Regions from separate parts of the Homo sapiens genome. Here region 1 is linked to region 2. The links are chromatin contacts, found by Hi-C in ENCODE. All regions are on one chromosome and are shown on one strand. The core of a region is the stretch at or near the end of the contact, and the rest is flanking DNA. Distances in the headings are between cores, read along the strand shown.

Region 1 (4,942 bases), core at 1,525-4,024, 1.6 Mb after region 2:
ACGTAGACACCCATGGAGATGGGCCTTCCTGCACCACAATGTACCTCCTCCATGAAGCCCTCCTACATGAGTCCAAGCCCACAGGGAGCTTCCATCCCGCCTACACTGCCTGAGCCCCCACTTGCTCCTCTCTTCTCTTTAATTGTGCCATGGTGCCAGCTGTCATGTTGTTATGGAGTGAGTGTTTGTGTCCCTCCCCAGACTCATACATTAAATCCTAACGGACAATGTGATGGTATAGGAGGTGGGATCTTCAGGGGGTGATTTGATCGTGGAGGTGGAGCCTTCAGAGCGGGATTAGTACCCTAATAAAGAGGACCCAAGAGAGCTAGCTTGCCCTCTTTCTACCACGCAGATACACAGTGAGGAAGACAGCCCTCACTAGAACCCGATCATGCTGGCACTCTGATCTCAGACTCCTGGCCTCCAGAACTGTGAGAGATAAGCATTCACTGTTGATGAGCCACCCAGTTATGGGACTCCATTACAGCAGCCTGAACAGCTAGAACAGGGATATTTTTCCTCCCGATTGTTTGGATTCTCCCCCACCCCGCGGTTCCCAGAGCTCGATAGGAGAATGACTGCACGAGGTGTTTCCGCACGGCTTTTCTGCACACTGGCCTCCATCCCTCATTCCCCAGGCTCTGTGCTTTCCCAAAGGGACTTTACCTCATCTGAGTAGCTCCTGATCTAGCAATATTAATCCACCACATCTCAAGGACTGTCATTTTTGTTATAGAATACATCTTTGATAATTTATACATTTTTGGAAGATAGTTGCACTTTCCTGTGGAGGTCACGCAAATCTCTTGGTTCAAATACAGGTTAAAAATGGTAAGATTCTCCCCAGCAGACAAAGCTGCATTGCCTGAAGTCTGAGCAAGCAAATCCTGCAGTGTTTGCTGGCACTCTGGGCAGTGGGCACAGCAGGAATGGCATTGTGAGGGCCACCTCTGGCTAAGCAGCCAAGGTGTCCATAATCACCAAACTGGCATCTCCAGGCTGCTCTGCTCCTTGCCTGAACATCCTCCTCCTGCCCTTCTCCCTTCTCCGAGAAGCATCCCTTGACCTTGTCAGCTTTTCCTCTGCTTTCTCCCCTTCCTCTCCTCCATACCCTGTCAAAATGTTTCAGGTTTTCCATATTCCCAGGACCTTGCTAGGCTCAGCCATATAGTAAATGTCATATAGTCGTGTGTCAAATGTCATATGGTTAAGTCACGTCAGGGGGTAACTTTTACATTTTTACATGAACCTCCTGGACGTTCAAAGGAGTGAACCCATGGCAAGGATTTCAGGCAGACAGAAACGTGATGGAGGTTTCTGCGGGGTGGGTCTTTTGGAGCATCCTACCATACTACCTGGGCTGCCTCCCTCTAAGACCAGCTGCAGACAGACAGGAGAAGCATTCCCACTACTCAAGATGACCAGGGAGCCTCTGACTCTAGCCACTTAGTGGGGCCTTCTTAGGCAGGAAGAGGAGGGAAGCAGATCCCTCAAATTAATACCTGGCCTGAGTCACTGGGCTTGGGATTCAGAGTTTGGAAAGTCACCCAAATGCCTTCATTCCCAAACCTGACCTTCTAGAGAGCCTGGAGCGGGCAAGCTTCAGATTCATTTGTGTCAACATGTTGTTTGGTTAATGTAGCTGAGCATCTAGGCCCATTTTCTTAGAAACAGGAAATCCCAGAGTGCCAAGAGTAAACATCCCAGCCCCCAAAGGTTTGGGTTCATGTAGGAACTCCCTGACCACAAGGGTCTGTGGGTCTGTGTGCTTGAGCCAGGCATGCTCTTGCACCCATAATTGATCTTGTATAAAGAGATGGTCTCTCTACAGCTCAGCAGCTGGACTGTGAGACTGAACCATGCTTGAGGCTGGTTGGGAATAGGCTAAGGACAGGGTCACAATTTCAAACATAAAGCAAAAATGTATTAGGGCCTTTTATAACTTGACAGGCATCTCCCCTGCAATCCCCACCACAGACTCTTCAATTCTAGTTTCTTCTCTTTTTATTCTTTGTTTCTTCTGTGACAGCAGGGACCTCGTCTGTCTTCGCCTCCATTCTTCCATCCCTATATTCTACACCGTGCTGAGAATAGGAGGTGCCAAGTACAGGCTGGCGGAATGAATGAATGATTGAGTGGATGGCACCATGTGAATCAAGGCAGCAGAAGAAGGCATCCCTGAAGGGCTTGACCATTCCAGCTGTCTGTGGTGCATCCTACAGGGGTGAGCTCCACATAGTTACTAGTCTTAAGGGGCTCACAGAGAATTAATTCTCTCTCACGAACTTGCCAGCCCCTAGTTGGCAAGGACAGATTCTCCAGAAGCTTCTCTGGATTAGTTGAGAGAGCTCAGGTTAGCTGGGGCTGGAGGAGAAAACACTGGCTGTGCAGAACTTGACTGGGTGGAGGGGGAAGGGCCGGGGGTGGCCAGAGGCGGCTTCTGTTGCACAGAGGTCCGGCTTGCTCGCCAGACAAAGAGCCCTCAGAAAGCACCTTCCCCACCTCCGCCACACACAGAGAAGGCGCAGAGGGCCTGGCCTCTTTCTTACAAGGAGCCCGGCTGACCCTGTTGCTGTGAGGGGCAGAAAGAGAGGCAGGCAGCTGCTTGGAGACGCGGGAGTCACTGAGCAGGGCCCGCGGAGTCTGACAACGGAAGAAAAGAGGCAACCCTTCTATTATTAGTGGCTGCTTTCCACGTATGTGTAAATCAGACAGCCTATGCAAAAAGAGGCCTCCTGGTAGCAGGAAATTCAGAGTTGTGGGTGTCTTTGTGCTATCAGATCGGGCCCTGGGCTTGCCTGCAATCCGGTCTTGGACGGGCTTCCATCTGGGCTGCATTAAGAGGCACAAGGAGGTGAGCGAAGGCCCGGCTTGGCCTCCCCACCCCCCAGTGTTTCTGGTTTTATGACTCTAGGGGGACTTTGTGACTTTTTAAACATCGTCTTTTCAGCATTTCACGTGGGCTCCTTTTTAGAGCCTATACTGAAGATTTTATGAAAATACAAAAGAGATAAGGCTGCGTCTGTTACAAAATGCCATCCCAGGTCCAGAAGCTGGGCATAACTAAAATAATATATACTATTCCAGAGCCCAGGACTTGACTTCCGTGTTTAGTGGTTTGCTGTACTTCCATCAGAAGTAGTGATATAGTGTAATATTTAATGATACAGGAACATGGCCGTAATTTAATATAAAGAGAATAAAAGGAGGTTACAAAGCAATATGATTCTGGCTAGATAAAATAATACATATATGTCTATATATTTGCATTATAAAGACCGGAAGGAAGGGCACCAAAATATGAATCGGCTGCTTTCTGTATTGTGAGACTATGCGTGCTTTTACATTCTTATTTTGAAATTTTCTATACGTTTTAAATTTTATACAAGGATGAAGTGACACTTCTGCAATCATTATTTTAAAGAACTTAAACGATGCACGTAATGAGTTTTAAAAAAAAGTAAGCCAAGAAACAGAGAAGAAGTAGTAGCACCTGCAGGATGGGCTTACTAACTTAGTCCTGTTTCTCAGCAGCCTTGGGTGGGTTTTCCATGTCCCTTGTCTCCCATGGCCCTGACTCCCTCTCCTCCCTTTTTCCTTGCCCTGCATAGCTCTTGTCCATTTCAGCCGGTGACTCCATGCTGCTGGAGCACCTTGCTTTCTCACAGCACTGACCTGCCCAGCGCCTTGCCCTTGCTTGTCCCAGGAAAGCAAATGAGGCCCCAGAAACATGAGTAGACGGGATGAATGTAATTCAGCTCCCAAAATTTGCAGTAAGTCTCCGTTGCCCTTCAAGTCCACCAGAGATCGTGCCAGTCCTTAGAGCTTAGACTGAATGCAGAGCCCTCGCTGTCTTTGTATAATGCACTCTTTGACAGCTAATTAGGTGGATTTCAGCAACTTCACAATGTCACATCTATCAGAGGCAGGCAGCCTGAGACTCCCAGGGGAACTTATTCAAGCTATAAGTAAATAAATATTACAGATTTTACACACACACACACACACACACACACACACACACACACACGGGAAAAGGGGAGAAAGAGTACACACACACGCAGACCATTTTGTCCTCACAACATTACGAACTGTTTTTTTTTTTTTTAATCTAACTGATGAGGAAACTGAGACTCTGACAGGTCCAGTCACATGGCCGGAAATGGCAGAGCTAGAATTTGAACAGGGTCCTGCCTGTCTCCAAAGCCTGGACTCTCCACCAAAATGCCTTCCCCTCTCCCATACTGCAATCCAGGCAGGCCACTGTGGGTGTAGTGAGTCCCAAAGCTCCGTAATTACAGGGTTCAACTCTGCCTCCAGAATAACCATGACAAAATTTGTGGAAATGTTCACAACAGCTCTTTACTTCCAGGTTCTGAGATCAGAAACGGAAGTTTCAAAATACCGAAAGTTCGTTTATGTTGAACATAGTGCTTAGGCTAAAAGCAGGAAGTCCAAGAAAGCCTGATCTCATGAGATTTTTTCAGCCCAATTTGGATCCACATCTGCACTTCTGGATTTTCCACTGAGTCTAACCTCAGCTGCTCTGCTGGTCTCACCGAGTCTGCACCTCCAGCATGGGGCACAGATAAATAACACAGTCGACTGCTATTCACTAAGATTTACCCAGGGATTGGCCTCTTGAAAAGTAGTGAGCTTGGACAGGCAGTAGAAAGGAACAATTGAAATTTGAAAAATAGGCATTTCTTTTCATAAAGCTAAAAAAACCCAAACCAAAACAAACAAAACTCTAAACAATAACTCATCCAAATAATGGTCTTGCTGTTGTCTCCAGGTGCAGGAAACAAGTGAAAAAGAATCTTACCACCTACTCCTTCCCGCCCCAGTCCTGGTTTCTCCATTGGTCAGTATCCGGCCAGCAGAGGGGAGGAGAAGGCAGTGGCACTTAGTGGTGTGCCTTGGGCTGCCAGCTCTGGGG
Region 2 (5,155 bases), core at 2,523-5,022:
TAATAAGGAGGCAAGGTCGGGTAGAAAGGATTCATGCCTTAATGCTAATGCTTTTGGACTAAATAACTAAGTTTCCATTCAGTTATAATGGTCTTCCACAAGGAAGTGCCATCTTTTGCAGAATTTATTCCCCCAAAGAGCTCGTGGCTGAAATATAACTCCTGGAATTTGCCTGGAATTTGAATTCCTCAGAATCATCCACACCAAGTTAATAATTAAAGGTTCCTCATACTGTCTACATTTGTTTTTTTCACCTGTGTACAGGATTCTGATTTCACAAAATCCTCCCAGCAGTATTATTTAACCTAGTGTCAAAGAAAGGTGTGTATATTCCAGCAACCCAGAGGCAAGTCTCTACCAGCTCAAGAAGGAAAAAGGTGGGAGGCTGCAGAAGCCACAGAAACTGACCCTGCCCAGAGCCAAAGCAGACAAGAGGGCTCCTGCAAAGTTAATCTTCTTTGAGATTTTCTCACACCCTCTCCAAGCATCTAGCATTGAGCTCTGAAGGGCCTCACGGTCATTTGTTCGTTAATAAATTCTTCAGACCTGAGGTGGGGGTGGAGTGGAAGGATGATAAAATATTTAAATGTTAAATGAGAAAGAAAAGCAGGAAAGGGCTCAGGTATGGTAGCTTATGCCTGTAATCCCAGCACTTCAGGAGGATCACTTGAGCCCAAGTTCACATAGCAAGACCCATCTCTACAAAAAATTTTTAAAATTAGCCAGGCACAGTGGCGCACTTGTAGTCCTAGCTATTTGGAAAGCTGAGGCCAGAGGACGCTTGTGCCCAGGAGTTTGAGACTGTATTTAGCTGTGATTGCACCACTGCACTCTTGGACAACACAATGAGAGCCTGTCTCCAAAAAAAAATTTTTTAAGTGGAAAAGGCAGAGGAGACAAGGGAATAATCTAAGGGAAGAAAAGTTTTTAAATGATAAAAGCCATATATGACAAACCCGCAGCTAATATCACACTGAACAGGAAAACATTGAAAGCCTTTCCACTAAGATCTGGAACAAGACAAGGATACCCACTTTCACCACTCCTATTCAATATATTTCTGGAAGTCCTCACCTGAGCAATTAGGCAAGAGAAAGAAATAAAGGGCAACTGAATTGGAAAGGAAGAAGTCAAATTATCCTTGTTTGCAGATGACTTGTTCTTATATTTAGAAAAACCTAAAGACTCCATCTCTCAGAACTTTGATGAACGAATTCAGTTAAGTTGAAGGATACAAAAATCAATTGATTTTCTTTTCTTTTCTTTTTTTTTGGAGATGGAGTCTTGCTCTGTCGCCAGGCTGGAGTGGCACGATCTCGACTCACTGTAACCTCCACCCCCTGGGTTCAAGTGATTCCCCACCTCAGCCTCCCAAGTAGCTGGGACTACGGGCGCGTGCCACCATTCCCAGCTAACTTTTTTGTATTTTTAGTAGAGATGGGGTTTCACTATGTTGGCCAGGCTGGTCTTGAACTCCTGACCTCGTGATCTGCCTGCCTTGGACTCCCAAAGTGTTGGGATTACAGGCGTGAGCCACCACACCCAGCACAGTTGATTTTCTATATGCTAACAGCCATCAATCTGAAAAAGAAATCAAGAAAACAATCTCATTCACAATAGCTACAAAAAAGCAAAATAAAATACCTAGCAATAAATGTAAGCAAGGAAGTGAAAAATCTCTACCCGGAAAAGTGTACACATTGATGAAAGAAAATGAAGAGAACAAAAAAAAAAAAAAAAAAAAAAGGAAAGATATCTCACGCTCATGAATTGAAAGAATTAATATTGTTAAAATATCCACACTACCCAAAGCCACCTACAGGTACAGTACAATCCCTACCAAAATATCAATGACACTCATCACAGAACTAGAAAAAAAAATCCTAAAATTTGTATGGAACCACAAAAGACCCTGAAAAGCTAGGGCAATTCTGAGCAAAAATAACAAAGCTAGAGGCATTCCTCTACCTGACTTCAAGTTGTACTACAAAGGAAAGCAAATTTTTGTGTCAGTGTAGTAGTTGAGGAGCTGCCACCACAGCCCCTGGAGAAGCACTTAGAAAAGACTTGCCTCATGGTCTTTTATTGACTATCCTGTTAAAGGCACTAGGAGAGGTAGATAGGATTTGACTACTTCATTTCCACCCTGATTCTTGTCCAGTTGCTTACCACCTACATACATTCTCACACATTCCTCACCAGGGCCCCAGCTCATGCCCTTTCCTGAGCCCTGCTCTGTGGCCGCCAGTCCTCTCCCAGGTAAGCATTCCGCCTTCTTTCCCTTCCCCTCTTCAAAACTTAGTGCAAAAGTTTCTGGGCCTAGTTCGCATCTTTCTGATTTTTCTCATCTCTGAAATGGGAATAATAAGAATGATAGTGGGAATAATAATAGAAACCTGTGATAAAACCTGTGAATTACAGTTGCCGTAAGGATTAGATAACATTATACATGCTTGAAAACTTGTTGGAAACTGCGAAGGACTATAAAAACAGAAGTTGTTTTTATTGCCTTTATTCCTAAAGAAGATTGCAAGTGTCAGGGTGTTCAGGTGCTTGGCTGCTTGTCTCTCAGAGTGAATTAATGTGAGATGTTGCCAAGTGTTTCAAAAGGAAAATCCACTCTACTTCAGCGGGACGTCCACCCACCTTGCACAAAACCCTCTGGAAAGAAGTCTTTCGGTTTGCAAACTGGAGGCGTGGGAAAACAGAAAGCGCCCAAGGAGCACCTGCCCGCACCCCGCCCGCCCCCAGGCACCTGGGGCGCTGCCGCCTGCAGTCCCGGGAACCCCTATGACCTCCGGGGGCGGTGTGGAGAGCGCTCGCCCGCCTGGCCAGGGGAAGCCAAGACTTAGGGCCCTAGGAGTTAACTAGGTTGATTGATTTTGCAGTTGACCAAGAACTTCAAAACCCCCCGGGCGGTACCGGTTACTTCGGGGAGGCCCGCACACTTCCTCCGGGAAGGCCAGGAAGTAAGTGATGGTGCAGTAAAAATGACAGATTCACGGTTGTGGAAGAAGTAGGGTATATTTTTGGAGCAGCTCTAGCTGTCCCTGTGTTGGAAGAACGAGAGGGACCTGGGAGTCCGTTTCTCCACTCATCTCAAGAACCGCACGTCCTGCCAGGTCACCGAGGCAAGTGCTAGAACGGAAGAGAGCAAGCACTGCGAGGAGGCCCGAGGAGCCACGCAATCCAGACACCCGCCGCATGTCGCAGTCCGCCCAGGACGGGGGCGCGGGCTCACCTGTCTGCGGGGCGGCCCTTGGCAGGCCTGTTTCCATGGGTGAACAATGGGCACCTTACCAACTAACCTCCCTCGCCGAAGAGGGGCTGAAGTGTTTCTATTTCGACCTCCCTACAAAAACTACCCGAGAAAATAGGAGTTATGTTTTTAGTTCGAAGAAAAAAATAATGCTATAAATGTGACTCCTGCGGAGAAATGCTTCTCAGGTGTGAGAGGGGAACTGGGTAAGAGGACGGCTTAGAGGAAGGACAAATGGGACAGGGCTTATGGGGCATGTGAATGTAAATCGGCACATGTGCGCACATATGCAAAAATACAGTGTCAAGACTCACGGCCTTTCTGGGTCACGCAGGCTCCACCGTCTAAGGAGACGGAGTCACCAACAGTACAAGTCCCGACGGCCAAGAGGGCCCATTTTCTGCGCTTGCGCAATCATCACGTTTCCTTCCCCGCCCCGAGCCCCGCCCCCGAGCGCGCTCCGCCCCGCCCCCTTCTCCTCCCCTTCCCCAGCCAGGCCGCCGGCGCAGAGCATTGTGGGACACAAACAAAGTGCCCCCAAACAGGCTGGAGTGAGCGGAGCGGCAACGGCGGCGGCGCCGGCCGCACGCGCGCGGCGGCGGCTCCCTCCCAACCTCCCCCTCCCCTCCCCTCAGTCCCCTTCCCCTTCCCCACCCCGCCCCGCTGGGAACACGCGAGCCGTCGCCGCGCTCCCCAAACAACCGCCTGCCCTCGGCCAACCGTCCCCAACGGTCGCCAGCGCGCGGCTCCCGGGCCCCCTCGCTCCTCCCCTCTGGCCCCTCCGAGCGCTGGGGGTGCTTCCCTCCCCGCCTCCTCGCACTCCCACTCGCGGGCACGCCGGTGGCTGTGCCGCCATGCCCCACCACAGGCTGCTCACGGGCCTAGGCGCGGCGGCCCGAGATAGGGGCCCCTGAGCCTCCCGGGGGAGGAGAGAGGCAGCGAGCCGCGCTCCGCCCCCTCCCCCCGGGCCGCCGCCGCCGCCGCCTCGCCGCCCCAGCCTGGCGGGAGAAGGAGGAGGAGCAGCAGGCCTCCGGGCCCGGCGCCGCCGCCCGCAGGTAACGGGGAGGGGAGGGCGGGCTCCGGTCGCGCGGGGGACGGCCCCTGCACGCTGCCCGTGGCTGACACCGCGTGGCCCCCACCTGGCGCCGAAGGGAGCGGAGAGCCGGGTCTGTCAGCCTAGTCCGCGCCGGGAGACACCCCACGGGATCCCCTCGGTGGCATTTAATCCTTCTGGGAGGAGACCGGCCTTGGGCCCCGCGGTCCCGGAGCAGTTACCCCGACCTTCCAGGGAGCTGCCCGTCCTTTGCACGCCCATTTGCCCAACACCCTAACCCGGAGCGGCCGGAGTGTTGCCACCTCTCACCTGGTCGAACCCGGGAGGCTCAGACCTGTTTTTTTTCCTCCTTTCCCCTTCTGCTTTTTCTCTGGTACAGAAAGAAAAAGATGGCACTTCTTTAAAAAAATATATATATATATATATACACACACACAAACACACACACACATACACACACACACACACCTCTTTTCCTTTCCTTCCTGAGGATCACTCTGCATCTAGTCGTTTTATTGCTGGCCTAATCAGAAAAAGGGGTTACCTCGAGAAATGACAGGTACGTTAGAACTGATTAAAAGGAAATTGCGTCCATGTGAGTTCTATGAATCCAAGCAGAATTTACAATAAAACCCCGTAATTGTGTGCTTTTTTTTGGAACTTACAAAAATGAAGACAAAAACTTAATTTCTTTTTCAGCGTGTAAGTAGATAATCTCTTGAAGTCAGGAAGAAATTCTCCATAACTTCCACTTATTTTCTTAATGCTTTATTTGGAGATCGGCTGATACCGGAAGCAAGCTGCACGATTTTGATTTCCTTTTCTCTAGGTGTTCAGTTGGA

What was found. Hi-C counts contacts between places; a loop is a spot of excess contacts on that map. Pooled maps may share reads with other maps.
Region 1: a loop to region 2 is called in a map with no recorded cell type, with 4 times the contacts of the local background. The contact joins the enhancer-like site here to the promoter of ZBTB44 in region 2. A Hi-C loop is called at or near these places in 5 of 37 single-sample maps with no recorded cell type and 7 of 50 pooled maps.

Annotation. Positions count from the first base shown.
Region 1 is chr11:128,718,448-128,723,389 of GRCh38, reverse strand. The region is part of intron 1 of FLI1 (Fli-1 proto-oncogene, ETS transcription factor); the gene reads right to left. Among named protein-coding and RNA genes, the nearest start is that of SENCR, 25 kb to the right of the region's middle. RefSeq lists enhancers at 4,203-4,412, 4,931-4,942. Within about 2 kb of position 2,774, at least 11 of the 41 ENCODE cell types and tissues checked have a DNase peak (open chromatin) inside an H3K27ac peak, as active enhancers do.
Region 2 is chr11:130,313,534-130,318,688 of GRCh38, reverse strand. It overlaps ZBTB44 (zinc finger and BTB domain containing 44), which reads left to right and starts at 3,772. Exons shown (of 8, transcript NM_001301098.2): 1 at 3,772-4,314. It overlaps ZBTB44-DT (ZBTB44 divergent transcript), which reads right to left and starts at 3,696. Exons shown (of 7, transcript NR_148980.1): 1 at 3,574-3,696. RefSeq lists silencers at 2,679-2,738, 3,649-4,478 and enhancers at 3,039-3,138, 3,309-3,408, 4,569-4,618.